2 separate regions of the Homo sapiens genome follow, and region 2 is linked to region 1. Evidence: read pairs that join two places in POLR2A ChIA-PET (ENCODE). Cell type or tissue: Panc1. All regions are shown on one strand. Links, peaks and the distances in the headings refer to the core of each region. The heading gives the core; the rest is flanking DNA. Region 1 overlaps TGIF1 (TGFB induced factor homeobox 1). Region 2 holds the start of LOC124904373 (small nucleolar RNA U13).

Region 1 (14,980 bases), core at 9,981-14,980:
CCGAGGCGGGTGGATCACAAGGTCAGGAGTTTGAGACCAGCCTGGCCAACATGGTGAAACCCCGTCTCTACTAAAGATACAAAACATTAGCTGGGCGTGGTGGCACACGCCTGTAATCCCAGCTACTCGGGAGGCTGAGGCAGGAGAATCACTTGAACCCAGGAGGTGGAGGTTGCAGTGAGCCGAGATTGCGCCATTGCACTCCAGCCTGGGTGACAGGGAGAGACTCGGTCTCAAAAAAAAAAAAAAAAAAAAAAGACCTGGTGTTGTTTTCTGCATTATAGGAATGATGCCAGTGGTAAAAAAAAAAATCACGCAGCTTGGTTTCAGGGATGATGATGACCTCATCAGCACTACAACAGCCACCACTATCTCCAGCCTACAGCCCCCGCCTGAAGCCCTCACACTACTTCCTTGTATAACATCATAGGAGAGAAGTAAAGACAGCATTAAGGATCGGGGGAAGGGAACTTTACTGCTGCTGTTGTAAGAAACTGGAGAAAGGCAGACGAGAGGTGTGGGAAATAGGCGAGGCCAGGACCCAGCAGGACCACCTCAGAGGCGGACTTGGGGACAGTCACCTCCCAGGCGGCAAGTGGAAACCGGAGTCAGAACCTGAGCCAGGTAGATTTGCTCATCTAAGATCCAACAATAACATGGATTTGTAGGTCAATCAGCTTTGCTCTAAAACTCTAAAGAGGTTCTACATTGTTACCTCATTTAATCCTCAACAACCTTGAAATTTAGGTATCTGTTTTTTTATATAACGAGAGATGAAGAAGCCCAGATTTAGAGATGCCAAATGACTTGAGCAGCTACAGAAGTTCAATTCTCTTTCCCCTGTTTCCTTAGTGTTTTTTTTTTGAGACAAAGTCTCACTGTTGTGCAGGCTGGAGTGCCATGGCACAAATTCAGCTCGCTGCAACCTCCGCCTCCCAGGTACAAGTGATTCTCATTCCTCAGCCTCCTACTGATGCGTAGCTGGAACTACAGGCATGCGATACCATGCCTGGCTAATTTTTGTATTTTTAGTAGAGACAGGGTTTCGCTATGTTGGCCAGGCTGGTCTTGAACTCCTGACCTCAAGTAATCCACCAGCATCAGCCTCCTAGAGTGCTGGAATTACAGATGTCAGTCACCGCGCCCAGCTCCCCAGTGGTTCTAAAATATCTCCCAATGCAATGTAAAAAATGCATCAATTTTTTAAAATTCCAAACATGGGAGTGTAAGACTCTGGAGCAGAGTTAAGGGAAATGTGCCTGGAAAGGGAAATAAAGCCCAAGGGCAAGTATGAACCTGTCATTGAGAGTAAAAAGGATGAGAGGCCAAGGGCAATGGCTCATGCCTATAATCCCAGCACTTTGGGAGGCTGAGGCGGGAGGATCACTTGAGCCCAGGAGTTTGAGACTAGCCCCGGCAACATAGAGAGACCCTGTCTGTACAAAAATTTTTTTTTTGAGACGGAGTTTCGCTTTTGTTGCCCAGGCTGGAGTGCATGATGCGATATCGGCTCACTGCAACCTCTGCCTTCCGGGTTCAAGCAATTCTCCTGCCTCAGTCTCCCGAGTAGCTGAGATCACAGGCACGCACCACCACACCTGGCTGATTTTGTATTTTTAGTAGAGATGGGGTTTCTCTATGTTGGTCAGGCTGGTCTTGAACTCCCGACCTCAGGTGATCCCCATGCCTTGGCCTCCCAAAGTGCTGGGATAACAAGCGTGAGCCACTGCGCCCAGCCTGTACATTTTTTTTTTTTTAAATTAGCCAAGTGTGGTGGTGTGCACCTGTAGTCCCAGCTACTCAGGAGGCTGAGGTGGGAGGATCACTTGAGCCTGGGATGGTGAGGCTGCTGTGAACTATGATTGTCCAGCCTGGACAAGTGAAACCTTGTCTCAAAAAAAAAAAAGGGTAAGAGCTCAACTTTTCGAAAAAATACCCATGCTATCTGACCTACCACCCTGGCTTAGTAAAGGGTACTGCCATTATGTTTCTAGCTCAGAGTTCTCAATCCACTGCCAAAGCCTCAGTTACTATCACCCAAACCTGTTATCCAGGTGTCAACTTCATGGACAGAATATGTTGCACTTAGCAGCTGCATTACGACAACAGAGTTCCCCGGAACTGAATTGTTGTTACTTCCAGCATTAGACGCAGGCATTAATTTACATATACCTGCATACACATCACTGTAAACGTGCCTGAGTCCAGCTTCTCCTTTTGCAGAGAGATTTGATAGCCCCTGGATGTGGATGCAGGGCTTCACACCTGATGCCTGGGATGATCATCCATAACGCACAATGTGGAAAATGCCCTTCCAGGAAACCAGGCTGCTGTGTGTGAACCTAGTGAGCAAGCATAGAAACAGGAAGGCTGAGATTAGAGCCTGCTCTACAGCGTTTTGATGTTTCCTGAGCCACTGCTGAGGCTCTGAGAGCTGATCAAAGGTACCTCTGCAGGCTCAAATTAACACAGAGTTGGTGAATCAGGCCAGCACCTGCCTGCAAATAGCAGCATATTTCACCAAATCAGGTTAATCTTTTCATCAAGGCAGGAGGTGGCAATCCTTTCATAAAACCTTCACAAGTTAAGTTTATTCCTGTTGTACCTTAGCTTTCTGAAGGAAAAGTAATGAATGGCCTGTTCAATTTTCTTCCCTTGGAGGTACGTATTTATTTTAAAGCTGATCTTTACCTCATGGTGTATACCATTGAAGACCTCCAGCCCTAAAGAACTTGCCTTGTTTCAAAAATGGTGGAGGTTTTGGGGTTGAAAGAGAAGAATGGGAAGGCATTGTCATAAATCTTCACTTTCCTTTTAATGCAGGTGGGATTTATAACTTCAAGTATTTGTATAAGAGCAGTACCTCACCTCTGTTTGGGGAAATATAGCTAAAAAGCCATAATTTTTGCAGAGAGAAAGCAGAAAGGCGCAGCACAGAGTAAACTATAGCCACTGGATAGATCTAAAGATTCTAACAGAGCTCAAATAAAAAACAGAAACTAACTTAAAAAAAAAAAAAAAGGTACTAGCCTAAGGCTGCAGGCTCAGAAAACCGATACCTACAAAGGGAAATGAAATGCATCGAATAATAGATTAAGTGTTAATACTTACGCAGAGAAGCTTCAAAACAGATTTCTTGCCTTGGAGGAGTTCATTATTTCAGGCATTGGCTAGTCATAAGACTTAGGAAACCAAGAGGATGTGTCAGATCCTGCAAGTCTCTCCAAGAAGCAGATGTGGTCACAAGGAAATGGAATGGGGGAGGGGAGGGAGGAATTCGAGAGAGCAGAAAAATAAGTTGAGATATTTGGAAAATAGAGCTTGCATATGATTATCTGCCAAAGCAACCCCCAAATTTTTATTGAACAGTATAATAAAAATGGAGACAGTTCCAAGTTGTTTCATTTCGGGGATAGGGTGTGGAAAGAGTGTGAGCAAACAGAATCACCCCATGACTGGGGGCCCCATTACAGCTGGTAACCACAGACAAGCTGAACTTTGAAGAGTGTCAGTTTCCTCAGCTACACAATGGGAATAACACGTCCCATTAGGGTTGTGAGGACTAAATATGTATATGTGGTATTCAACAAATACAATAATAATATAATAGATAATAATTTAATATAAGGTGTTTGATAAGTACATCTTTTCCTTCTCAAATTAATCCAACACTTTCACTTCAATACTGGGTTTACAGATGATACCAGAAAATAACACTATAATGGAAAGAGCTATTGTTATTTATCTATTTGTTTTTGAGATGGAGTCTCATTCTTGCCCAGGCTGGAATGCAGTGGCGTGATCTCCTCTCACTGCAACCTCCGCCTCCCAAGTCCAGGCGATCCTCCTGCTTCAGCCTCCCAAGTAGCTGGGATTACAGGCATGCACCACCATGCTCTGCTAATCTTTGTATTTTTAGTAGAGATGGGGTTTCACCATGTTGGCCAGGCTGGTCTCGAACTCCTAGCCTCAAGTGATCTGCCCACCTTGGCCTCTCAAAGCCCTGGGATTACAGATGTGAGCCATCACGCCTGGCTGGGCTATTTTTTTGTTTAAGTTTCTTACTTTTATTTTTTCAATTAACAAAAGTATATATTTATGGTATACAACATGGTGTTTTGATATGTGTATACATTGTGAAATGACTGAATCAAGCTGTTAATTAGAGAATTTAAAATAAATGATGTTCTAGATTGTGTAGATTTATTGTACAAGCAGGCTAGGGGAAAAAATGTTTTGTTCGTTTTGTTTTGTTTTGTTTTGTTTTGAGACAGAGTCTCGCTCTGTCGCCCAGGCTGGAGTGCAGTGGCGCGATCTCGGCTCACTGCAAGCTCTGCCTCCCAGGTTCACGCCATTCTCCTGCCTCAGCCTCCCGAGTAGCTGGGACTACAGGTGCCCGCTACCACGCCCGGCTAATTTTTTGTATTTTTAGTAGAGATGGGGTTTCACCGTGTTAACCAGGATGGTCTCGATCTCCTGACCTCGTGATCCGCTGGCCTCGGCCTCCCCAAGTGCTGGGATTACAGGCGTGAGCCACAGCACCCGGCCAATGTTTTGGTTTTTTTTTTGAGACAGTGCCTTGCTCTGTTGCCCATGCTGGAGTGCAGTGGCGCAACCACGGCTCACTGCAGCCTCAAACTCCTGGGCTCTAGCAATCCTCCTGCCTCAGCCTCCCAAGTAGTTGGGACTAAAGGTGCACACCACCATGCCTGGCTAATTTTTAATTTTTTTGTAGAGACAAGATCTCGCTATGCTGCCCAGACTGGTAAGCCCCCACGCTCAGCTGGGAAAAGATGTTGACTAATGTAATACACTTGGGCTTTTCACAGAATCATTCAAGTAAATCAAATTTCAAAATGAAAATCAGGCTAGGCACAGTGGCTCACACTTGTAATCCCAGCACTTTGGGAAGCCGAGGCAGAAGGATTGCTTGAGCTCAGGAGTTTGGGACCAGCCTGAGCAACACAGCGAGACTTCATCTCTATAAAATTTTAAAAGCTAGGCCTGGTGGAGCTCACCTGTAGTCCTAGGTACTCAGGAGGCTGAGGCAGGAGGATCATTTGAGCCCAGGAGTTCAAGACTGCAATGAGCTATGACCACATCACTGCATTCCAGCCTGGGTGGCACAGCAAGATCCATTCTCAAAACAATAACCACCACCACCAAAAAATCCCTGAAAATCATTGGAAAGAAATTAAAAGCAATAAAACATTAATAATCAGACTAGGTAACAGTCAAAAAGTTGTTTTGACTTGTTAAACAGGATAATTTTTTAAAAGAGGCATATGTAAAAATTTAAATGTGTACCTTTTGTTGCATTTCAACCTATTTACAGTCTCTGAAAGCCTTATCCTCACATTACAATTTATATGGAGATAATTTATGCCTTTAGAGTATTAAAATATATATTAGCAAAAATTTGAGACAAGATAGGAGAATTGAATTTGTCCTAAGATCATAAGTTAGAATGATCTGATCAAATAAGAATATGTTCAAGTTTCAGTAATTTTCTTTATAAAGAAAATAATTTGGAGGCTGGGCACGGTGGCTCACGCCTGTAATCCCAACACTTTGGGAGGCCAAGGCGGGTGGATCATTTGAGGTCAGGAGGAGTTCAAGACCAGACTAGCCAACATGGTGAAACCCTGTGTCTACTAAAAATACAAAAAAAGAGTGGGACGTGGTGGCACACGCCTGTAATTCCAGCTACTTGGGAGGCTGAGGCAGGAAAGTCACTTGAACCTGGGAGGTGGAGGTTGCAGTGAGCCGAGATTGAGCCACTGCACTCCAGCCTGGGTGACAGAATGAGACCCTGTCTCAGGAAAAAAAAAAAGGAAAATAGTTTGGAATATTTTTAAAAAACAAAACAAGCTGACACTTCCTAGAGTAACAATTTATCTTCTGAAATCCCTCCATGGTTTTATTTTCCTTACCTCTATGTTAAATATTTGTCTATAAATATGTTCCTTCTAAACCTGAGTAAATTTCCATCATTGGATTTGGTTTCCTTTCTAAGTCACCCACAGTGTGCTTCAAAGGTTGCACATTCTATTGATGTCTATAACACATTTCATTCAAAAACCCCGTTTCCTTGATATTTAGTTAAATCTCTGTACTACTTATTATTTTTATTCATTGATTTCTCATGCTTCCTTTCTTTGCCAGCTGTGCTATTGTAACCATCAACCCTAAGTTACTGCTCTTCTTTCAGCCACAAAGCATTTGTTGAATGTCTCTCTTTTCAGCCTCTGAATCATAAAACTCAGCCCAGAACATAGCCTGTTTTTAATTAGAGGTCACGATTTTTGGAGGTTAAGACTTGACACATTCTCCTGTTAATGAGCTGAATGAGACCTAAAACTGATCTCTAAACATTGCTTTTTGCTCTCTGGCCAGTTTCCAGAGATAAATTTTACTTTTTGATTGAATACAAATGAATATTTTGTATTCCTGCAGTAAGTTTTGGGGTCTATCACTCAGAGGCTTAGCTTTACATATGGTATGAGCTATGTGTATATAGTACCAAATATCAAATTTATGCTAAACTCTAATTGAACAAGCTGACCTGGGTGACAAAATAATTCTACAGCAAATTATATTTCTGTAAGACAAATTACATTTCTGTAAGACTCTAATTTTCAGTCCTTCTGTCCAAACAAAAAAGACTACAGAAACAATTTTTGTTTTGTTTTGTTTTTAGGTCTGGAAAAAGAACGGTCAACTCCCCATGTTCTGGATAAGGACAGAAACAATGGCTGATTTAAAGAATTATTTAAGGCAATGGTTCTCAATCTTGTCTATGCATTGGAATCACTAAGAGATCTTCTAAAAATTCCCAACTCGAGGCCACAGTTTTTTTTGTTTGTTTTGTTTTGTTTTTTGTTTGTTTTTTTTTAGCTTTCTAGGTGATTCCAGTGTTCAGTTAAGTTTGAGAACCACTGATTTGGAGTTTCAAAGTAACTATAGTAAAATTCTAGTTTCTAGTAATAGTGGATTTTTTTTTTCCTTTTTCAGACTAATTCCCTCCAGGTTAACAATCATGAAGTGTGAATGAACAAAAAGTTAAACAAACAAAAAGCTAGTTGAAGGCCTGAAGAGTAACCAAAAGCATAAACTGGAGGGTCGTCTTCCCCTAAAAGAAGAGAACTTCAAGATGTACAAGTTTGCACCTTTTGCCTGAAGGCAGTCCTCATTCTTCAGAAGGTTAGGGGTGGCAGAAAGCTGCATCTTCAGTGGCTTGAGATGTCAAGGACAGAAATGGGGTGGGCAGAGCAGAGCAAAAGTTAAGAAAGTTAGGAGAAGAATTCTGGAAAGAGGGGAACTGAAGAAGGAGCAAATCTCAACCTCTGAACAGAAATTTTGTTCAAATCCCTAGTTGGTTTGTGCAGCAGGGGAGACGCCAGTGGGCCCATTGAAAGGCAGCAGCCGGAAGCTGAAAACTAATCAGAGACTTCGGCTGCTATCCATTACAGGATGGTTTGAAGTTTCAGTTCAGGCGAATGAGCTGCTTGAGGACAAAAGTTAACTATTCTGAGGAATGTAGCCAAATCCGTAGTCTTTATTAATGTACCATCCATACTGTCCAGCATGTAATAAAAAATCACTAGACAAGCAAAAAAAAAAAATGACCCCATACAGAAGTGAAATATAATCAATGGAAACTGATTCTGATTAGGACATGTTACAATTAGCAAACAAGTATTTAAGGCAGCTATTATAAATGCTTATAAGGATATATATTCATAATTAGTAATGAGGAATCTCAGAGAATTAGGAATACTAAAGAACCAAGTGGAAATTTTACATGTGAAAAATACTAGTACTATAATGAAAGTCCACTGGATACGTTCATGAGCAGACTGAAGACAGCAGAAGAGTTAGTGAATTGCAAATAAATTATACAAATTATTCAATCTAAAACAGAAACAAGACTGAAGAAAAGAGCTTCAGAGACATACAGGACAACCTCAAGTGATCTAATGTAAATTTGCTGGAGTTCTGAGACAGGAAAGCAAGAAATAAATGGAAAAAATGGCCAAAATTTCCCCAAGTTTGATTTTAAAATAAATAAAAAAAATAGATTTACAGATCCAAAAGTTCAATGAACCCCCAGCTAAATAAGTACAAACAAACCATACCTAGGCATATTTTAGTGACACTGCTGAAATTCAAAAATAAGACAGCCAGAGAAAGACATTATATTTATGAGAATGATACAAATGACAGCTGATGTCTCATCAGAAACAATGGAGGCCAAAAGACAATAAATGCCTGCCAAGTGCTGTAAGAAAAAAAGCTATCAACCCAGAATTCCCCATCAGTGAAATGATCCTTCAAAGATTAAAGTGAAATAAAGTCATTTTCCATGAACTCATTTTCAAAGCGTTTCAATGAGCCTAAACTTGTCACTGGACTACAGTTCTCAAAGAAATCATTCAAGCTGAAAAGGAAAGACCTCAGATGTCACTCAAATCTATAGGAGACAATGAAGAACATCAGAAATGGTCAATGTTTGGCAAATATAAAAGATACATTCTTTTTTCTCTTAATCATTTAAATGACGCTTGTTTTAAGTGAAAATGATAGCATCGTACTGTTGCGTTTATTATGTATGTAGCTGTAATATATGTGAAAAACCAAGGAAGAGAGGAGAGGGTGAATGGAACTATACTGTTCCAAGGTTCTGTATTTTATGAAGCTGTATCATATTAACCCTAAGTGGATGGTAGTAGGTCAAAGATGTATGCTGTAATACCTAGAAGAACCATTTTAAAAATATGGTGTATAGTTTATAAACCAATAGAAAAATTAAAACACAAAACTGTACTTGTACCCCCTAAATCTATAAAAATAGGCCAGGCTTGGTGGCTCACATCTGTAACCCCAGCACTTTGGGAGTCTGAGGAGGGCAATTCACTTGAGGCCAGGAGTTCAAGACCAACCTGGGCAACATGGCGAAATCCCATCTCTACTAAAAATACAAAAAAATTAGCCTGGCATGGTGGTGCATGCCTGTAATCTCAGCTACTTGGGAGGCTGAGTCACAAGAATCCCTTGAACCCAGGAGGTGGAGGTTGCAGTGAGCCAAGATCACGCCACTGCACTCCAGCCTGGGTGACAGAGCGAGACCCCGTCTCAAAAAAAAAAAAAAAAAAAGAATACTTTTTTAAAAAGAGAAATTAAAACAAAATCAGAGAAAAAGACATTATATATATGAGAATGCTGATATTCTCATATATCTTAATATATGATATATAATATATAATAATAATGATATAATGATATATAATAAAAATATTCAACCTGAAAGAAGGCAGGAAAAGAGGAGCAAAGAAAAAAGCCAAATGGTAAACTCAATCTAAACATATCAATAATTACAGTAAATGTAAATTGACAAATGCTAAGTAAAAGGCAGAGATCATTAGACTAAATAAAAAAGCAAGACCCAAACTATATGCTATGGGATGAACTTCAAAAACACAAATAGGTGAAAAGTAAACAAATTAAAAAGATATATTGCACCATGTAAATTATAAGCATAAAAATCATTTCTATTTGGCTTTGATATGAACAGCTTTTTACATTTATCTTTTCACTTAAATGTACCTGTTTTTAAATAATGGATTACATTCATTCAACACCAACTATTATCAACCATGACCTGTAACAACCTCAATAGGGAAAAAATGAAGTAAAACATAGGGAATTTAAGGTGACTTACAGTTTTTCTTTTAAATGAGTCATATGGCTCCTTTCCTTCTCCTTCCAGTATGAGTGATGAAACACCGTAACAGGGCAAACCTTTTAGGACTTGCTCATTTCCCTCATCTATACTAAAGCAAAATGTTCAGCCTTTGATCTAGCTGTTGGAGCAAGTAATGATTCTGGATCACCTTTGCGTCATTCATTTTTATTAATGTTTATTTTGTTCCTTGTATTTACTTTACTAGTACTTTTTGGGTTTTTGTCTATTTCTGTGACTCTCTGAGGTGAGGCCAGACCATTCTAAGCTGATGTGCCCTACGAAGCTGCACCCCACAGGCTAGAGCACAACATTCCCTCACCTAATTTTCTTACGCCTCTTGGTAATCATCAGCAGTTTTTTTCTTTCACTTACAAGGAAAGTCTTTGAGTTTAGCTCTTTCTACAGTAGGGACTTTCTAAAATAGTTTCAAAATTAGACAAATTTGTATTTTTCTACATTCTTTAAACAATACTGAAGCTCTGATGCTCCCTCACACTTAGACAATTCATAGCTGGGGCAGGGCTGGAAAGAACATGACCGTAACAACAAAGCAAGCTCATACTAAGCATGACTACAAAGAATGGTTTTGTGGCATGTGACAAATCTGCTCAACCATACAAGTGAAAGGAGCAACACCAATTCCCTTCTGGCCATCTGGGCTTTGTAAGTGATTGTCTATCCCAACAAACTCCACTTGTACATAGCACCATTTTTTCACAAACTGAGACCTTGGAAAATACTCACCTAATAAACTGACAATCCCACCATAGACAGAACCCCACCGTTTATTTCATCATTTTAGAAAACACTTTTGAGATGTTTTAAAAGGTAATTTCTCTGCAAATACTATGCTACATTTGAATACAAATGCCTTAACTAAATGTACCACTGAACAAAGGTTATTTTAAAGGGTAACGTGGAAAAAGGGCAAGAGATTGCTTGCGTTGTTTTCTTCTGAAAACTCAGCAATAACCGGATGCTTCAAGACTTTTCTTTATAACATGGCCACGTTTTAAACTACGCAGGACAGATCAGCAAGGGATTTAGTGGCTAGCTAAACACTAAAATGATTCATTTCAATTTGCCATGCAGTTTAAGTAAAGCTCTAAGGGCCTGCTATGCCTCCTATCAAGAGTAAATATCACACATCCTGTTTATGCAAACTGGCTTGTTGTCCACAGGTTTTCAAAGAGCTGGTGACACCCCCTAACACTGCACCCTACCCCCCCAGCTTCCTGCTCACTGGGGTGCTATATTCCTACTTATTTTTAAGAAGCACCTCCCTCAACAGAAATACTCTGAATTACAACAATTTTTAAAGAAAATACTTTATTATGTCATGAAAAAAAAGGCATCAACCAACTAGATTCATACTTGTTTGAAAAAAAATGGAAAATTTATTAATTAGACAGTATGTGGGCATCCTGTTCCACATGGGAATGAGAAGATGCTATAGGTTCTCTAAGTATTGCACAGTCTGAAAAAATAACAAAAAAAGGGAAGGGGAGGAAAAAAAAAATCACATGATATTGGGAACCATCTCACATTATGAATAATCTACCAAGAAACATTTAAAAAAGAAAACCCTTTGTTTCTACAGTAGCTTTAAGTTTATAGTTCTTGGAATGACTGTATTCCATTGAAGACATCTCAGTAACAGGAAGCTGTTTTAGCAATCCCATGTGCAAATATTAATAAAAAATATATAAAATAATGCAATTCATCTCTTGCCTTCACCCCGGCAATCATGACATTTCTGAGAACTGTTTTGCTTGAAAATGGGTTAAGCTGTAAGTTTTGCCTGAAGCTCCATCTCTGCAGCCCGTTTGAGTGCAACATCCACTAGAAGCTGAAATCCACTGAAGTCCTGGTTGAGGTCCGGTGGAGTAGGGGGAGGAGTGTTGAAAAGACCACTCTGTGTATTCGTACTTGGTCCAGATTTACAAGTGTCCTCTGGGTACATGAGAGAGGTGTCTGTGAAGTTTTTGGCCGCTATCTGCTGTATATCTGTGTTTTGTCCCACACCGACCGACTGGCAGAGAGAGAAAGGGACATCTTTCAATGCAGTCACAGTGGTATGGCAGATCACTGATGGACGAGCCAAAACTGATCCCGGGGATGACGGCTTAGGAGACAGTGGCCTCCCTAGGGTTGGGTTTGGCCCAGCTGTACAGGAATGAAATGGGGTCTCCTCTAGAGCTGGCATGAAGTTTTTGATGCCCATCACGGACTCCACAGAGCTCGTTTCAGAAATCTTGGCCCCACGGCGGGAAATTGTGAACTGATTTGGATCTTTGCCATCCTTTCTCAGCATGTCAGGGAGGAGCCTGCGGCGGGCGTTGATGAACCAGTTACAGACCTGAAATCATATCGGTACGCTTTAACATTTTCCTCATTCACTCAGCCAACGGGTTCTGAGAATGTTCTATGGGGTACCTAATTGATCTTGCTCTCTGAATTAAAGAAAGCATGAAAAGCCTTATCTGAATTTACAATGTTATTTCAAGGTATCTGAGCTCCGCCAAGAAAGCAAGCTACCACCTGTCATAAGCCTTCTAGTTTCTAATACAAATTTCCTTTTTTGTCTCTTCATACTTAAACCTTTTCAGGACGAAGAAAAAGACATACAATCTCAAATGCTTAAAAATGATTTGAGAGAGAGGTTTACTTTTTAACTCTCCCCATTTTAACCTATCACCTACTGCCCCAACATTTAAGTTAATCAACTACAGGAAAACCTCTCCTTATGAAAAGGGCCACTCCTCCCAGTAACTGATTTTTCCCAGTTCAAATGACTGTGTCAACAGACATAACATGAATTACCTCACTGAAGTCGTCCTTGTTTAAATATCAAACCAGTTTCCTGGACAATAGAGTAAGGTTTAACCTCCTTTTAATGTCTGTTGCATAAAGGAAGGTTCTTTTAGGCATTAAAGGAAATGCTATCTGATAGATGACTGTCAAGTGTTTCTGTGTTCTCTAAATAGCTAGTTATTAGCTTTTAACACTATCAAGTTTACAATAAAAAGATATTCCTTCTGTCTTTGAGTGGCAAGGAGCTTAATGACTTGACACACAGGAATGCCATAAAATGACTTTGAAACTAAAAATGCATCCATAAACCTCACGCTCTCTTTCTTTACCTGTAGCGTAGACAGGTGTGTTTGCTGGGACAGCAACGCTTTTTCTTGCTCTGAAGGATAGGCATTGTAACGGTGCTCATACAGCCAATCCCGAAGAATCTGCACAGACTCCTTGGGTAGGTTGCCCCTTCTCCTTCTCTTGCCTGAGCCAGCGGATGAAGAAAGGTCCAAGGGAATGTCCATGCTGTCCTCATCCTCAGTCTCACTGCCAGATGCTGCAACAATACCTAGGAAAGGACAAGGGCCAGTTGTCAGTTGCTTTATAAGCACAGCAACTATTGCAAAGCTCACTTAACGCTGACCATTCAATGTAACCATGCTTTCCCAACAACTGAGAGCGAGGAGAAGGAGCAGTGTTTTCTGTCCTGAATTCAGGGTCCAAGTAAAAGTAGTTTGACTAGCACCACATAGGAGGCTCTCAACCAAATGCCAGATGCCTTTTCTCAGCCGCTTTCCTCTAGGATTCATTAACTTCTCACATTCCTTTTGAATGATGGTCAGAAAACTCTTTCGTCTAATCATTGGAGGAGACAAACTGCACCCAAAATGAATAACCTGCCACATTTGAAACAGGAAGGGTGCTGTGGCAGTTGGAATATGCCTACCAACCTTCTTTCTAAGATCAGTGCTAACTAGGAAAAGCAACCTAACCAGTCCTAATGTACATTTTAAATGCTACTCTTCCTCCTTCCTCTACTGAAGGTTTGAAATGAAAGGGAGCACTCGTACATTTTTTTTCATGGATATAAGGAAGGAAAATTACATACTACGCTGAACCCAGTTAGTATTCTAAAGGTAAAACACATGTTAAAATTTTCTGCTAACACCATGCATGGTCATTTCTTATTCATTGCTATCCACATTTATTCAAAGTTAGACACCTACTTTAAATGGGCAGTACTAGTCACCTTTTATTAAATACGACCACTGATGTTTTCAGTTTCATCACACAAAAATATTTTTCTACTACTGGTACTTTAGTAAGGTCAAAAGATGCCTAATACTAAATGAATTAAAAATGTCTCCTAAATTTCAGCTACCAGTTTGAGCTCAACCTAGAATAGAATACTACATATCAATAAGCAGAGTTCAGTCTTAAATGATTACATGACAAAGGAAACTGAATATGCAAGCCCCAGAGGAAGCTCTTTTGGCTGTAAGTACTTTAATCCTGCCAGAAATTTTAAGAATTCACAAGCCATAGAGAATATTTAAATCACAGATGGACGGGGTTCAATAAAGCTCCAGAACTGGCCTTTACAGATATTTAAACATCATTCTGAACTTAAAAAAAATTAAATAACAAACGCTATTAATTCCACCTTTCAAAAACTACAGCAGGCTACTCCGAATGACTAAAGAAATACATTCTTTTGCTTGTAGACAATCTAGAATCTTAAAAACAGAAATGAATTACAAACAATGGCATGCTTGAAAAAAATCAGTACTTCTATATTAGGGGAAGTAATTAAAATAACAAAAATGTAAAGGTAAGCATTTTTAGCTTTGTATGCTTTCTTTCCTCTGTAGTATGTAATTTTGGTTGAAAATATGACTTGACCTTAATTGAGCCAGTTCCCCTTGACAGGAAATAAACACGGAATATTCCTCTTAAGCTAAACACCGTGTTTTTTAAAGGAATTTTTCCCACCCTTTTAATGACTCTGACTTGGTGACACATTTTTAGTTTTGGACTGCAGGGGGCAGAAGGTGCTGCAGGGTATTCCTACAAAAGGCAGAACTCTCCAAAGACAAAGTAAAGTTCTAACAAAGAGGTGGATGATCTTGCAAATTCACTTTAGCTCACAGCTTAACAAACAGCTACAAATAAACTGCACAAGAATCCTAAGTTTTAACTGCCATGTATTTGAAATTCCCCTCCCCTGATGATTTAAGTTTTTAAAAAGGTTTTTAAAAGTGCCCATTTAAAACTGAAACTACTTTCACTATTGGCAAGATGAGACTTTCAAAACCTATATTGAAATTTGGGTGAAGAACTATTAATAAAATAGCTTAAAGAAATTATAGCTGAGTTCCTGTCTCACATTGGCTTTAATAATTAAAGAAATCGAACTTTTAAAAAAAGTGTTAA
Region 2 (15,906 bases), core at 5,365-10,364, 110 kb before region 1:
AAAATTAGCTGGGGGTGGTGGCGCATGCCTGTGATCCCAGCTACTTGGGAGACTGAGGCAGGAGAATCCCTTGAACCCGATAGACGGAGGTTGCGGTGAGCCGAGATCATGCCATTGCACACAAGTCGGGGCAACAAGAGCAAAATTCCATCTCAAAAAGAAAGACCGTTTTAACTATTTTTACACCTACAGTTCAGTGGCACTAAGGACATTCACATTGTTGTGTGACCATCACTATACTGTGTGTGTTTAGTGGTGATGATGCACCCACCAAACTATAACCTCCACAGGAAGCTAGATTTTTTAAAACAGTTTCAGAATAATAATAATAATTATTATTTTCACCCAGTAGGATGGAACTAGACTTAAATCCACGTATACCATTGGGGAGAAAAGTTTTTACTTGAGACATTATCTCATGTCTTAAATAGTTGGATATTTTAGTGAATAAAAAAATTGTTCTTATTCTTCCTCTAATCATTGTACACTGCTATGTAAATTATAGCAAAGTACTGAGTACTTTATGTGACTCTCATTTGACTCATCCAACCACCTTATGGCGTAGGTGTTAGGATCATCTCTGCCCTACAGATGAGAGCACAGAGAGGTTGGAAAACTTGCCCAAGGTCACCTGCTTTTTGTTGACAGAGCCAAGATTGTACCTAGTGTCTAACATGATCACATTATACTACTTCTTTGATGGAGAATAATAAGAAAAAAAAAAAATGGCCGGGTGCGGTGGCTCAGGCCTGTAATCTCAGCACTTTGGGAGGCTGAGGTGGGCAGATCACGAGGTCAAGAGATCGACACCATCCTGGCCAACATGGTGAAACCCCATCTCTACTAAAAATACAAAAATTAGCTGGGTGTGGTGGCACACGCCTGTAGTCCCAGCTGCTTGGGAGGCTGAGGCAGGAGAATCACTTGAACCCAGGAGGCAGAGGTTGCAGTGAGCCAAGGTTGTACCACTGCACTCCAGCCTGGCGACAGAGTAAGACTCCATCTCAAAAAAAAAAAAAAATTAAAGACGCAAACTATTCATTGAATTTCGTTATACAGAAATCAAATTTAAATGCAAGTTCCCAAAATATGTCACACTAGAATCTTAGACTTCCTTCCATGCTTTCTCTCTTAGGGCCAGAGTTTCCAATCCTTTACCAAAACTTTACATTTAATTCATACCCAATAGCTAATACTACAACTACTTACTTTATAACCTCTGTGAACTTAGATCAATTACTTAATATTTCTGTATCTCAGATTCTTCATCTGGAAAATGAGAATAATAATAGTCCTTATTTCATATGGTACATTTTGGGTATGGTAAAAATTAATTGATAAAATATATGTAAGGCCGTAAGCACAGTGCCAGGCATAAGTGTTCAACAATTATTAGATTTAGTTGTTATGATTAATATTGTCCTTTAAAATTATAATTAGCTAAATATGCTGAACTAAATATGCCATGGACTTTCTCAATTATTATTTTTTTGGACAGAGATCTCATATCCTGCAACTTCTTTTACAATTTTGAAAGCCACTTTATAAATTTAAGTAGATTACCCTAGATACAATACATAAAAGATGCCATTTGCCAATATTTGGAGCTAAGAGTAAAAAATCACAGATAAATTTATATACAATGACTAAAGCTTAGAAGATGCTAATACTTGATGCAAATGAGCTGGCAGTTCTAGGACCAGTGGGGATGAGGCTTGGACCAGGCAGAGAACAATATCCTCCATTCTTGTTCTGATGAACCCTCCTTCTTTTCTGTCTCCTCTTTTTCATGCATTGAGGATCGTGCTTCTTCAGGGAAATAACTACCATGCGTCTTCTGAACAAATTTCATTGGATAGTTTTATACCACCGCATAGTAGAAGACACAACATCCTACTTTGGCTGACATCCTAAGCGTTTTTAATTTACAAAAGTGTAGTCATATGGAATTGGTTAAAATCTCATCCAGGAAATCACAGACCAGGCTCACTTCTTAAACAGAGACAGTTTAATACACAAAATTGGTTACACAGGTATGGGAAGACTGAGAGAGCAATAAAAGGAACAAGAAGGAAAAGGTGGGGTTACCAGAAGTTTAGGAGCTCAGAAGAAAGGCCTGGGGTAGCCCGTGCTCAGACTGTGAGGTGGCAGGGTCACGTGGTGCTGGGACTTCAGAGTGGTGCAGAGCAGCTGGTGCATGGGCTGTTGAAAGGAGCTGAAGGGCCAGGCACGGTGGCGCACCCCTGTAATCCCTGCACTTTGGGAGGCCGAGGTGGGTGGATCACCTGAGGTGAGGAGTTTGAGACCAACCTGACCAACATGGTGAAACCCCATCTCTACTAAATAAAAAAATTAGCTGGGTGTGGTGGTGCATGCCTGTAATCTCACCTACTTAGGAGGCTGAGGCAGAAGAATCACTTGAACCTGGGAGACGGAGGTTGCAGTGAGCCGAGATTGTGCCATTGCACTCCAGCCTGGGCAACAAGAGTGAAACGCCGTCTCAAGAAAAAAAAAAAGGCCGGGCGTAGTGGCTCACGCCTGTAATCCCAGCACTTTGGGAGGCCAAGGTGGGCGGATCACCTGAGGTTGGGAGTTCGAGATCAGCCTGACCAACATGGAGAAACGCCATCTCTACTAAAAATACAAAAAATTAGCCGGGCATGGTGGTGCATGCCTGTAATTCCAGCTACTCGGGAGGCTGAGGCAGGAGAATCGTTTGAACCTGGGAGGCGAAGGTTGCAGTGAGCCAAGATCGCGCCATTGCACTCCAGCCTGGGCAACAAGAGCGAAGCTCCATCTCAAAAAAAAAAAAAAAGGAGCTGGAGCTGGCTGCGCTGGCTCATGCCTATAATCCCAGCACTTTGGGAGGTCAAGGCAGGCGGATCACAAGGTCAGGAGTTCAATACCAGCCTGGCCAAGATGGTGAAACCCAGTCTCTACTAAAAATACAAAAAAATTAGTTGGGCATGGTGGTGGGCACCTGTAATATCAAGTACTCGGGAGGCTGAGACAGAGAATTGATTGAACCCTGCAGGCGGAGGTTGCAGTGAGCCGAGATCGCGCCACTGCACTCCAGCCTGGGCGACAGAGCAAGACTCCGTCTCAAAAAAAAAAAAAAAGGAGTTGGAGGGTGGAGCCATAGCTACCTTCACATGCAAGAGTGATGCCAGAAGAAGGTGGAAACAGGAAGGAAGTTTCTTCTCTTCTTCCACCTTCCTTTGTTAGAACACAGCTGGAAACCAGCTGACAAGGAGGCCTAGGAAATGTAGTTTGGGAGTCCTGGCCGCAGTGTCGAAGAGCAGCTAAATGTAGAAGATGGGCTCGAGGCTGCTAGACAGTAAGCAAATCACCAAAACAAAGCTCTTTGTCTGATATAATAAATAAATGTGCTGTTTCCTTCAATCAGCATGTGTGTTAAAAGACCTAAAATGGACATGATCCGTGTGCAGTCTTGATTCCTATGTTCTTATGGGAGCACCTTGTGGCACTCTGCTTCTAGAATATTTAAAGATATAAATTTCTGTATAATATGGCACCAAAACAAGTCAAGTACTTTATCTGGTGTTTTTCTTGATACCCTAGTGCTGGGGGTGATGGGGGCATTGTGGGGACTGGCTGCTCTGGATTTAGAGCAAAGTTGTATGTCTAAACTAAAAGTCATAGGCACCTTTAGGATAAATTTTTTTTGTTTTCTTATAATTACAAAGTGAGTAATTCATGTATACAGGATTATTATAAAGAGTTCGTACAGTACAGGAGTGTATAGAGCAAAATATGAGATTTCCCCTTCTTTCCCACTCCCACCTCGTATTCCTACTGTACTCCCCAAAGGTGACCCCTGGCAACAGTTGGTTACATTGTCTTTTAGTCTCTCAAGAGTAATTCTGACTACAGATGAGTTTCATGTACTACCTTTAGGCCCTGACCCCTCTACTTCCTGATGGTACATTATGATTTCCATATATTATCATTTAACTCAATTTGCAAAACAGATGAAAAGAACAGCTTAATCTTCACATTATATGAAATGCAATGGCTTTCTCTATTCTTTGAATTAAAAATAAAAGAAAATTTAGTTATTTTAGATCATACTCTTAAGACTTATTTATTTCCTTTAATACCTGTCCAAGTGTACAGATATATATTAATATTTTATGCTTATGTGAAGAAATAAGTCCAACTGCAGATAATGAAACTTGTCTCTGCCAAGTAAAGTACAAACCAAAGGAATGGTTACTATTTGAAAGAAAGCTTTGAAAAATAAAAAGGCCCATGCATGGTGGCTCACGCCTGTAATCCCAGCACTTTGGGAGGCCTAGGTGGGCAGATCACGAGGTCAGGAGATTGAAACCATCCTGGCTAACATGGTGAAACCCCGTCTCTACTAAAGATACAAAAAATTAGCTGGGCGTGGTGGCGGGCGCCTGTAGTCCCAGCTACTCGGGAGGCTGAGGCAGGAGAATGGCGTGAACCCGGGAGGTGGAGCTTGCAGTGAGCCAAGATTGTGCCACTGCACTCCAGCCTGGGCGACAGAGCCAGACTCTGTCTCAAAATAAATAAAATAAAATAAAATAAAATAAAATAAAATAAAATAAAATAAAAAGGCACATTATCTTGGATTCATAATTTATTGACTTAAAATAGTAAAGGAACACTAAGGAGATAGTTTCAAAACATTTAAGCCTTGAAGACTTTATTTTGATGTCCTCGAAGTCAGCATCAGTGTTTATTTGGAAAGAGATTTTTGGAGGGACCTCTCTCCAGTCAAAACTAATGAACCTTACGGAGATCATTTTAATGAATTCCAAAAAGAAGAAATAATCAGTCATGTTTGCCAACCATGATGCATTAAAATTAGAAATTAACGCTAAACAGATAACAAAATCTAACCATTTGAAAATATTAAAACATCTAAATAACATTTGGATTACGGAAGGAATTCAAGATTATTTTGAAATAAATGACAGCAGGAATCCTATAAATCACCACTATGGGCTGTGGCCATAGTTATGACCTAACAAAAATTTCTAGCCCTATGTTCTTTCATAATTAAGGAAGAAATATTACAATATAAAGTAAACACTCAATTTACAAAGCTAGAAAAAGAACAACAGATTCAAAAGAAGGAATTACAAGTAAAGTGGAATTGATAAACCAAAATTGGTTATTTGAAAATACTAAATAAATAGACAAGTCTGATTGAGAGAGGGAAAATAGAAATCAACAATATTAGGAATGAGAATAGTATATGACCTTTCGAAAAACTATAAAAGATTCTTGTGACAGCTTAATGTTGGCAAATTTTAAAGTCAAAATAATACGTACACTCATGTATATTACTAATACCGATGCAAGAGGGAGTATTAAATCTGGGGAAAGAGGTCAGGCTCAGTGGCTCACACTTGTAATCCCAGCACTTTGGGAAGCTAAGGTGGGTAGATGGCTTGAGCCAGGGAATTCAAGACCAGCTTAAGCAACATAACGAGACCTTGTCTCTACAAAAAGTAGAAAAAATTAGTCGTGCGTGCTGGCACATACCTGAGTGCCAGCTACTTGGGAGGCTGAGGTGGGAGGATCACTTGAGACCAGGAGGTCACAGTGGCAGTAAGCCATGATTTTGCCACAGCACTCCAGCTTGGATGACAGAAACCCTCTGTCTAAAAAATAAATAAATAAATAAAATAAAAACCTGGAGGAAGAAATCTTATAACCATAGAATAAAGTGCAAAAAAAGTGAAGAAAAAAAAAACCTTTCACAAATGTTACGGACTTGGATCATTTTAACAGGAAAGGTTTTCTCAACATTCATGAAGCAAATAATTCCTATGTTATTTAAAGCATGTAATATTACAAAAAAGATCAAGACTCTTTTTTCTTTTGAGATGGAGTTTTGCTCTTGTCACCCAGGCTGGAGTGCGGTGGTATGATCTAGGCTCACTGTAACTTCCATCTCCTGGGTTCAAGCAATTATCCTGCCTCAGTCTCCCGAGTAGCTGGGACTACATCCACGCGCTACCACGCCCGGCTAATTTTTGTATTTTTAGTAGAGACGGGGTTTCACCATGTTGGCCAGGCTGGTCTCAAACTCCTGACCTCAGGTGATCTGCCCGTCTCGGCTTCCCAAAGTGCTGGGATTACAGGTGTGAACCACTGCGCCCAGACAAGATTCTTAATATATTTTAATCAAATAAGCATAACTCTAATACCTAAATTTGAAAGAACACAAGAAAAAATAATTATGGAATAACATGCTTACAAAAATACATGTAAAAATTCTTACCAAATTTGAGAATTAATCAAAGTGTATATATATTTTTAAAAATAATATACCTTTACTGATCTTTTTGTGATTCATCAGCATGATGATTGGGTCTTCACACAAAAGTTTAAGATGTGCCTCCCTCACATCTTATTATCGTGTCAGCATATTTCCTGTCTGAAGTAAGAAAAATGAAATAAAAATAATATACTATTACCAAGTAGTGTATGTCACAGAAATCCAAAGTTATTTTAGCCTTTAGGGGGAAAAGTTTGGTATCAGATAGATAGTAAAAACTATTGCATTTGGTAAAAATCAGAAGCCATTCCAAGTATCAACATGATAAAAAGCATTTATAAGAAACCAAACTAAAGGCCGGGTGTAGTGGCTCACACCTGTAATCCCAGTATTTTGGGAGGCTGAAGTGGGTGGATCACTTGAGATCAGGAGTTTGAGACCAGCCTGGCCAGCATGGCAAAATCCCGTCTCTACTAAAAATACAAAAATTAGCCAGGCATGATGGCACATGCCTGTAGTCCCAGCTACTCGGGAGGCTGAGGCAGGAGAATCACTTGAACCTGGGGGGTGGAGGTTGCTTAGTGAGCTTAGATTGCGCCACTGCACTCCAGCCTGGGCAACAGAGTGAGACTCTGTCTCAGAAACAAACAAACAAACAAACAAACAAATAAATAAATAAAAGAAACCAATCTAAACTTCTGCTTAAAGACGAAATGCTAGAGATATTCCAGAGTCAGAAGTCAAGTAAGGATGAATATTTTCTTAGGCTTATTCAGTGTTGTTTGCCTTTACTGGCCAAGACACAAAGCAAGAAATGAACTGTAAATATTTCAAAACAAAGCAAAATTGCTTTTATTCGTAGATAATATACATGTCCACCTTTAAAATTCTAGCGGAAACCGGGAGGCTGAGGCGGGAGAACCGCTTGAATCCCGGAGGGGTAGGTTGCGGTGAGCCGAGATCGCGCCATTGCACTCCAGCCTGGGCAATAAGAGCCAAACTCCGTCTCAAAAGAAAAAAAAAAAAAAAAAAAAACCTAGAAGAAACCACTGAAAATCCATTAGAATTCAGCAACGTGAAAGAATATAATATAAATACAGAGGAATCAATAACTTATCTATATATTATCAATAAACAAAATATAAAGGTACAAAAATAACCCATTCACAGTAGTAACAAAAACTATAAAACAACACAATTGAGCTTCAGAAATAATATGTAACTCCTATTTGAAAACAATATAAAAACTTACCTTACATAAAATATAAGACCTCCAGGCGGCCGGGAACATTGGCTCACGCCTGTAATCCCAGCACTTTGGGAGGCCGAGGCGGGCGGATCACGAGGTCAAGAGATCCAGACCATCCTGGCCAACATGATGAAACCCAGTCTCTACTAAAAAATACAAAAATTAGCCGGGCATGGTGGACGCGCCTGCAGTCACAGCTATTCAGGAGGCTGAGGCAGGAGAATGGCTTGAACCCCCGAGGCGGAGGTTGCAGTGAGCCGAGACTGCGCCACTGCACTCCAGCCTGGGCGACAGAGTGAGAGTCCCAAGACTCCATCTGAAAATAAATAAATAAGTAAATAACCTCCATGCATGGTCATGCACACCTGTGTCTCAACTACTCAGGGGGCTTAGGCAGGAGGATCACATGAGCCCAGGAGTCTTGGGCTGTAGTGCACTATAGTGATGGGGTGTCCACAGTAAGTTCAGCATCAGTATGGTGACCTGCCAGGGGCAGGGGACCATCAGTTTGCCTAAGGAGGGGTGAACTGGCTCAGGTCAGAAAAGGAGCAGGTCAAAATTGCCCTGCTGATCACTAATGGGATCGACTTTGTGAATAGCCACTGTACTGTAGCCTGGGCAACATAGCAAGATCTCATCCAGCAAATAAATAAATAAAATATAATACTGTAATAAATGGAAAATTATTTACTATTCCTACACAGGAATACTACATAGTAAAAAGACAACAATTTCCTGAAAATTAATACAAATATTTAAAGAAATTCCAATAAAAATTCCAATATGATTTTTATCACTTGGTGGAGGCTAACAGGACGAGCTTGACAATTTGATGTTAAAGTTTACTTAGAAGTTAATACTCCAAAATAACCTAGAGATTTTTGTTTTGGTTTGTTCTGTTTTTAAATTACCTTTTTTTTTTTTTTTGAGACACTGTCTTGCTCTGTCACTCAGGCTGGAGTGCAGTGGCATGATCATGGCTCACTGCAGCCTCCACCTCTCAGGCTCAAGCAATCCTCCTTCAGCCTCCTGAGTAGCTGGGAGTACAGGCGCATGCCACTATGCCCAGCTATTTTTTTTCTTATTTTTTGTAGAGACAGGGTCTTGCTATGTTGCCCAGGCTGGTCTTTAACTCTTGGGCTCAAGCGATCCTCTCACCTCGGCCTCCCAAAGTGCTAGGACTACAGGCATGAGCCACCTCACCTAGCCTAATTATACTTTTTGAAAAAGGAACTACAGGAGGAGACTTGCCATAGAAAATATCAAGACTGATTACAAAATTATATTAGGAAAGGCCAGACATGCAACCAGCACTTTGAGAGGCTGAGGCGGGCAGATCAGCTGAGGTTGGGAGGTCGAGACCAGCCTGGCCAATGTAGTGAAATCCCGTCTCTACGAAAAATACAAAAATTAGCCAGGCATGGTGGCACACACCTATAATGCCAGCTACTTGGGAGGCTGAGGCAGGAGAATCACTTGAACCCGGGAGGTGGAGGTTGCACTGAGCCGAGATCATACCACTGCACTCTAACCTGGGCAACAGAGTGAAACTCCATCTCAAAAAAAAAAAAAAATTTAGGAAAAAGGAGAGGGAAGGTCAATAAGCCCAGCAGATCAATAGGCCAGAAACAGGTCTTTATATGTATGTCACTTAATGACAGGGATACACCTGGGAAAATGTGTTATTAGGTGATTTCGTCATTGTGTGAACATCATAGAAGGTACTTACACAAACCTGGGAGGTAGAGCATACTACCCACTTGGGCTATATAGTATGGCCCATTGCTCCTAGGCTATAAACCTGTACAGCATATGACTATGCAGAACACTGTAGGCCATTATAACATAATGTTAAGTATTTGTGTATCTAACCATAGAAAAGGTACAGTAAAAATACAGTACAAAAGATACAGAATGGTACTTCTGCACAGGACAGTTCCATTATAATCTTATGATCACTATTGTATATGTGCTCTATCGTTAACAGAAATGTCACTATGTGTGTCATGACTGTATATGAGAATGCCTATATGAGAATGTATGGGGAAATATATGTGAGTAAAGTTTGGTATCAGATAAAGCTGGCATCTCAAATAAAAAAGGCGAATTAGTTAATAAACGGAGCCAGATCCATTCATAACCCAAGGGAGGTAGTACAGGAGGGTAATAGTAGATCTCTAGGTATGTGTCTTTGACAGAAACATTTCAGGATGGTGGATTTAAGAATTAAATACGAAAAAAAGATAACATGAAAGCATAAAAGAAAATACAAGAAGACTTTTAAAAATATGCTCAGAGAAAAAGCCTTTCCAAACCATAAAAGCTGGATGTGACTACCTAAGACTCTCTCCAATGAAGGGCAAAGTTTAAAAGACACATGATAAACTGAGAGAAAACTTTTGCAGTATATGTAACAGAGAAAGAGTTTAGGTTCATAAAATATAAAGAGATCCTATGATTAAGAAAATAAAAAACAGCCTAATTAGGGAGGAGACTAGTAAAGGATATGAACAGACAACTTACAGATAGAAACATAAGAAGTCAATAAATATTTTTGTCCAGGTGCGGTGGCTCACGCCTGTAATCTCAGCAATTTGGGAGGCCGAGGCACTCAAATCACGAGGTCAGGAGTTCGAGACCAGCCTGACCAACATGGTGAAATCCCATCTCTACTAAAAATACAAAAATTAGCTGGGCATGGTGGCACGCGTCTGTAATTTCAGCTACTCGGGAGGCTGAGGCAGGAGAATTGCTTGAACCCGGGAAGCGGAGGTTGCAGGAGCTGAGATTGCGCCACTGCACTCTAGCCTGGGGGACAGAGTGAGACTCTGTCTCAAAAATAAAATAAAATAAAATAAAATAATCATTTAGGCCAGGCGTGGTGGCTCATGGCTGTAATCCCAGCACTTTGGGAGGCCGAGGCGGGCGGATCACGAGGTCAGGAGATCGAGACCATCCTGGCTAACACAGTGAAACCCCGTCTCTACTAAAAATATAAAAAATTAGCCAGGCGTGGTGGCGGGCACCTGTAGTCCCAGACACTTGGGAAGCTGAGGCAGGAGAATGGTGTGAACCTGGGAGGCGGAGCTTGCGGTGAGCCGAGATCGTGCCACTGCACTCCAGCCTGGGTAACAAAGTGAGACTCCATCTCAAAAACAAACAAACAAACAAAAATTTAAATATATATATTTAGACATATATATAAAGATAGACAAATATACATCAAATAATTGACAATAATTCTTGGGAGACTTTCTCTTTCTACATTATATATTTCTGTATTTTAATTTTATATAACTTACATTGAATTGTCTTTATATTTAGAGACAACATTTCTTAAACACATAGTAGGAAAACGGAATAAACCTAATAATTCTAAAATTTTCTTCAAATTTGGGTTGGAGCTAATCTGTTGCATAGGTTATTAGTTCTATATGGTATATTTTCTATATAGCTGTAATATACACATAGCTATTTAGAAACTATGGAGTGATATTCAAAGTCAATTCTTTATTTAAGGGGAGAAAAATGAAGACACTCTATAGTTTATCTTAATAAGGTTAATATCTAAATCTCCCAATGTCAACAATTATAATTACAATATATAAATTTTCCTCTTTATTTTGTATGTTGTTATCTTCAAATTCAAAACTTCCAGGCCGGGCGTGGTGGCTCACGCCTGTAATCTCAACACTTTGGGAGGCCCAGGCGGGCAGAACACTTGAGATCAGGAGTTTGAGACCAGACTGGCCAACTTGGCAAAAACCTGTCTCCACTAAAAATACAAAAATTAGCCGGACATGGTGGCACACACCTGTAATCTCAGCTATTCGGGAGGCTGAGGCAGGAGAATCCCTTGAACCCGGGAGGCGGAGGTTGTAGTGAGCTGAGATCACACCACAGCACTCCAGCCCGGGCGACAGAGGGAAACTCTATTAGAAAAAAAAAACTTCCAAGAACACATTTCCATGTAGATTCCCTTCTAATATAGTATTTACAGTAAGATACTTAAGTCTAAGTACAGACTTGCAAATCTGTGGAGGAATCATAAACATTTATCAGCTACCTTGAGAGTGGATAAAATTGCATTTTACTAACAGCAACAGAGTCAAAGAGCGTGCAGTGAAGGTAGTGTACACAAATATTGAACAAGGAGGTTATAAATTACAAAACATTCCAGTCATATTAGAGATTTTTCTCATAAAATGTGATGTTTGTTTTTCAAGCAAGATGACTGAAATGGAACAACTCTATTTATTTGATGATTTCTCCAGGTGGATGATGCTGAAGAACCTGACAAAACAGGGGAGAATAAAGCACCCAGTAAGTTCCAGTCCGTGGGAGTGCAAGTAGAAGAAGAGAAGTGGTAAGTCCACATGCACGCATCCTCTTTTGTCTTGATGTTTTGAAGTAAGGTAAAAGCATTTTTCCCCGTGATAAGTCTACAAAATTCAATGATATTTTCCTCTAAGTTTTGGGAGTATTTAAAGGGTGAAGTTGAATCAATATTAGTTGATTCTCTCCTGTACTTTAATACTAGACACCACTCCATTTGAGTTTTGTTTGAATAGTACTGTAAGCATATTACATACATATAAATACTGTGTGCAGTACTCTTGGGTTGCCAAACTATACCTCTGAAAACAAAAAAAATAAGAGACCTTCCCATATGAGACAGTGCACTTTTTATGAGAAGAGAACTTACCTTATTTCTATTTCTATTCCCAACACTTAATAGTGTCTGGTGTTTAGTGTGTGCTCAATGAATGATGAATGAATGAATGATGAATGAATGAATGAATGAATGAATGAAAAAGAAGATATTCCCTGTCATTATCCTGAATCACCAGTCCTTCAGATTACTCTTTACCTACTTTAGAGCCTTAGTATCTATAAATGGGAAATGTAGGATTTCATAAAATTACAGAATTTGGGGTCAATAATTTCATGTTGTAAATGAGAATCTGATGGAGAGAGGCATGTGAATTTCTCAAACTGGGAGTTTCTTGGTGGGTAGAACCATGTTTTATTGCTAGTAGTACCCCCAGCTTCCAGCATTGTGATTTGCACATACTAAATATACAGCAAATGTTGGCTGAATAAAGTAAAACTGGAGTTACGGTGAGAGAAACTACTCTAAATTATAAATCAGTGTATCATCTCAACTTTGCTACTAACTTTCAGTGTGTTAATTAGGAAGAATCATTTGAATGTCACCTATCCATCCTTCCATTATCCATCCATTCAATAAAATCTATGGAATGCCTCCTATAATCAAGGCTACATGTAACGTAAACTGAAAATCTGAAAAGGAGGAATTTATCAGTTTATGGAAATGGTCCTGTTTTAGAACCTCTCACTATTGATTGACACTATACTTTTAAGAGGTGTGTATATATATCATATACATATAGTTAATATATTTATTAATAAATTCTATGTGTGTATATGTAATATATATATATAGTGTGTGTGTGTGTATAATATGGCAAAAACCTCAATTACTTTTGCACCAACCTGATATAATTATGCAATGCTGGAAGCCCAGAAAACTGGTACGATCATTCTGGAAACAAATATGACAAAAGTTAGCAATAGTTACACATCTATCCGTACCAATTGACCCAAAAATCACACTCTTGGGGCTTGAGTTAAATTACTCAATGAAAGGTAAACAATTGTGAAACATTATTTATCATTGTAAAAGAAAAACACTAATTATCAAATAACCAATAATAGCATGCTTTTGTAATTTATAGCACCTCACCAAGGTAAACTATTATACAGCTATTAAATATCATTTATTTAAAAAGGTGGAGAAACATGGGGAAATTCCCATGATACAATGTTAGGTGAAAAACTTTAATATATAATATCCACGCATAGTGTTCATGCAGATGGACAAGGACTGAAATGTAATACGTACAAATGGTAGGTTTAGGAGTGACTTTTTTCTTTTACTCTGAAAAGTTTTAGTAATCATTTTTTTTTGTTTGTTTGTTTTTTGTGTGTGGTTTTTTTGAGACAGAGTCTCACTCTGTCGCCCAGGCTGGGGTGCAGTGGTGCAATTTCGGCTCACTGCAACCTCCGCCTCCTGGGTTCAAGCGGTTCTCCTGACTCAGCCTCCCGAGTGGCTGGGACTACAGGCACGGACCATCACGCCCAGCTAATTTTTGTATTTTTAAGAGAGACGGGGTTTCACCATGTTGGCCAGGATGGTTTCGATCATCTTGACCTTGTGATCCACCCGCCTTGGCTTCCCAAAGTGCTGGGATTACAGGCGTGAGCCACCGCGCTGGGCCGGTAATCATTGCTTTAATGTCCTAGGCATATGTTTCTTTATTAAGTGTTTTAGAAAAATTTTTGAAAGTATACATTTAGTAGACATTAAAGAAAATATATTCCTGGACATGGGCAATGGCTCACGCCTGTAATCCCAGCAGTCTGGGAGGCCGAGGCAGGTGGATCACCTGAGGTAAGGAGTTCAAGACCAGCCTGACCAACATGGTGAAACCCGTCTCTACTAAAAAATTACAAAAATTAGCTGTGCGTGGTGGTGGGTTCCTGTAATCCCAGGAACTCGGGAGGCTGAGGCAGGACAATCCCTTTAACCCAGGAGGCAGAGATTGCAGTGAGCCAAGATGACGCCATTGCGCTCCAGCCTGGGTGGCAGAGCAGACTCTGTCTTAAAAAGAAAAAGAAAATATATTCCTCCATCTCCCACCAGCCCAGCTTGGTGCCTTTTCTCAACGATGTAGTGGTTGACAGCACAGACTCTTGAGCCAGAACACCAAATCCTGGCTGTGCCCCTTACTAACTGAGGGGCCATAAGCAAATTACTACCCATCTTTGTGCCTTAGTTTCCTTATATGTAAAAAGGGGGTTACAAGCAGTTTCCACTATAAGCTAAAAGGAACTCGGAAGTCACCACTCCATCTTAGCAAGTAAAAATCTCAACAAACTAAAAAATCAACATCTCTTTGTATATCTCTTAGAGAAGGGAGGTCACAGGGCACACTGCTTCTCCCAAAATTGGAAAAACAGACAGATACAGAGACTTACAACTTACTGGAGTAGAAACACAAGTAGAAATCTCTGCAGGAACCAGCACAGGGTAAGAAAACGTAAGCAGTAACTGAAGAATTGTTGGAGGCTCAATATTGACAACTCTGAGAGTTAAAAGCTCCAAGGAAACCCAGTCATAGGGAGAGCTCACACTTTTGTGAGTTTTACCTCCAGGAACTCTACCAGGTCCTCAAAGTGAATATCAGAGAAAAAAAATCTCCTTGTGCTTCCAGAAAGGGGAAGGAAAAAATAACTACTTTGAAATATGCCAGCACTTTCTCTTCTTATTCACAGGGCCTGCACGCAGCAGAAACTATTTTACCAGAACCTTTTGCTGGCTGGGGTTTTATCAGAGCCTAGAACCTACCTGGGGGAAGGAAAACACTCAGCTCTAGTTTCCTCTAGCCTTCCACATGGGGGAAGGGACATACCCAACCTCAGCCCCCTTCAGGCACCTTATCCCACGTAAGAGAAAAAAATAAAAACAACTGAGAAACACTGATGAAGTTCACAGACCAGGAGCACAGGCTCACCAAAAGGCTGAGACTAATCATAGAACTGTAGAGCACTTTTCCCTCACACACACCTTACCAGTACATTACTAAATGCCAATTTACCACAGTTCCTTTCACCCAGTACATCATGCCCACTTTTCAAAAAATTACGAGGCATACTAAAAGGTAAAAAACACAGTTTGAAGAGATGGAACAAGCATCAGAACCAGAGTCAAATATGGCAGGAATGTTGGAATTACCGGGCCAAGATTTTTTTCTAATTATGATTAATATGCTAAGGGCTCTAATGAAAGAAGCAGAACATGTAGAGAGATGGAGAATGAAAAAGAGTTCTAAGAGAGATTTAAAAAGAAATGCTGGAGATAAAAAACACTCTAATAGAAACAAAGAATATCTTTGATGGGCTCACTAGTAAACTGGACACTAATGTCTAAACTTGAGGATATAACAATAGAAACTTCCAAAACTGAAAAGCAAAGAGAAAGAAGACTGATAAAAAGCCAGATCAGCTGGGCACGGTGGCTCATGCCTGTAATCCCAGCACTTTGGGAGGCCAAGGTGGGCGGATCACCAGAGCTCAGGAGTTCAAGACCAGCCTGGCCAACATGGAGAAACCCCATCTCTACTAAAAATAAAAAATTAGCCGGGTATGGTGGTGCATGCCTGTAATCCCAGCTACTTGGGAGGATGAGGTAGGAGAATTGCTTGAACTTGGGAGGCGGAGGTTGTGGTGAGCCGAGATCGTGCCACTGCACTCCAGCCTGGGCAACAAGAGCGAAATTCCGTCTCAAAAAAAAAAA

What was found. Peaks named below come from ENCODE experiments on the same cell type or tissue, not always from the same donor. Only the 100,000 strongest peaks of a DNase experiment are listed, where the experiment ranks them.
Region 2: POLR2A ChIA-PET joins it to region 1 with 12 read pairs; 23 of 35 experiments call an interaction of 5 or more read pairs at or near these places.

Annotation. Positions count from the first base shown.
Region 1 is chr18:3,454,489-3,469,468 of GRCh38, reverse strand. It overlaps TGIF1 (TGFB induced factor homeobox 1), which reads right to left. Exons shown (of 3, transcript NM_003244.4): 2 at 12,889-13,115; 3 at 9,491-12,104. The coding sequence ends at 11,529. GAPLINC (gastric adenocarcinoma associated, positive CD44 regulator, long intergenic non-coding RNA) reads right to left here and starts at 3,219. Exons shown (of 3, transcript NR_110429.1): 1 at 3,112-3,219; 2 at 2,173-2,342. LOC105371965 (a long non-coding RNA gene) reads left to right here. Exons shown (of 3, transcript XR_935106.3): 3 at 7,015-7,625. RefSeq lists enhancers at 1-331, 2,029-2,716, 11,291-11,851, 13,633-14,252. In Panc1, for the core only: CTCF peaks have their summits at 14,380 and 14,584 (motif pointing right); no DNase peak of the experiment used is centred there; H3K4me3 peaks cover 4,656 bases; H3K27ac peaks cover 5,000 bases.
Region 2 is chr18:3,563,476-3,579,381 of GRCh38, reverse strand. It overlaps DLGAP1 (DLG associated protein 1), which reads left to right. Exons shown (of 13, transcript NM_004746.4): 9 at 11,801-11,892. LOC124904373 (small nucleolar RNA U13) reads left to right here and starts at 6,339; the gene lies at 6,339-6,442. It also overlaps the pseudogene RN7SL39P. RefSeq lists enhancers at 2,414-2,913, 2,914-3,415. In Panc1, for the core only: no CTCF peak of the experiment used is centred there; no DNase peak of the experiment used is centred there; H3K27ac peaks cover 2,369 bases.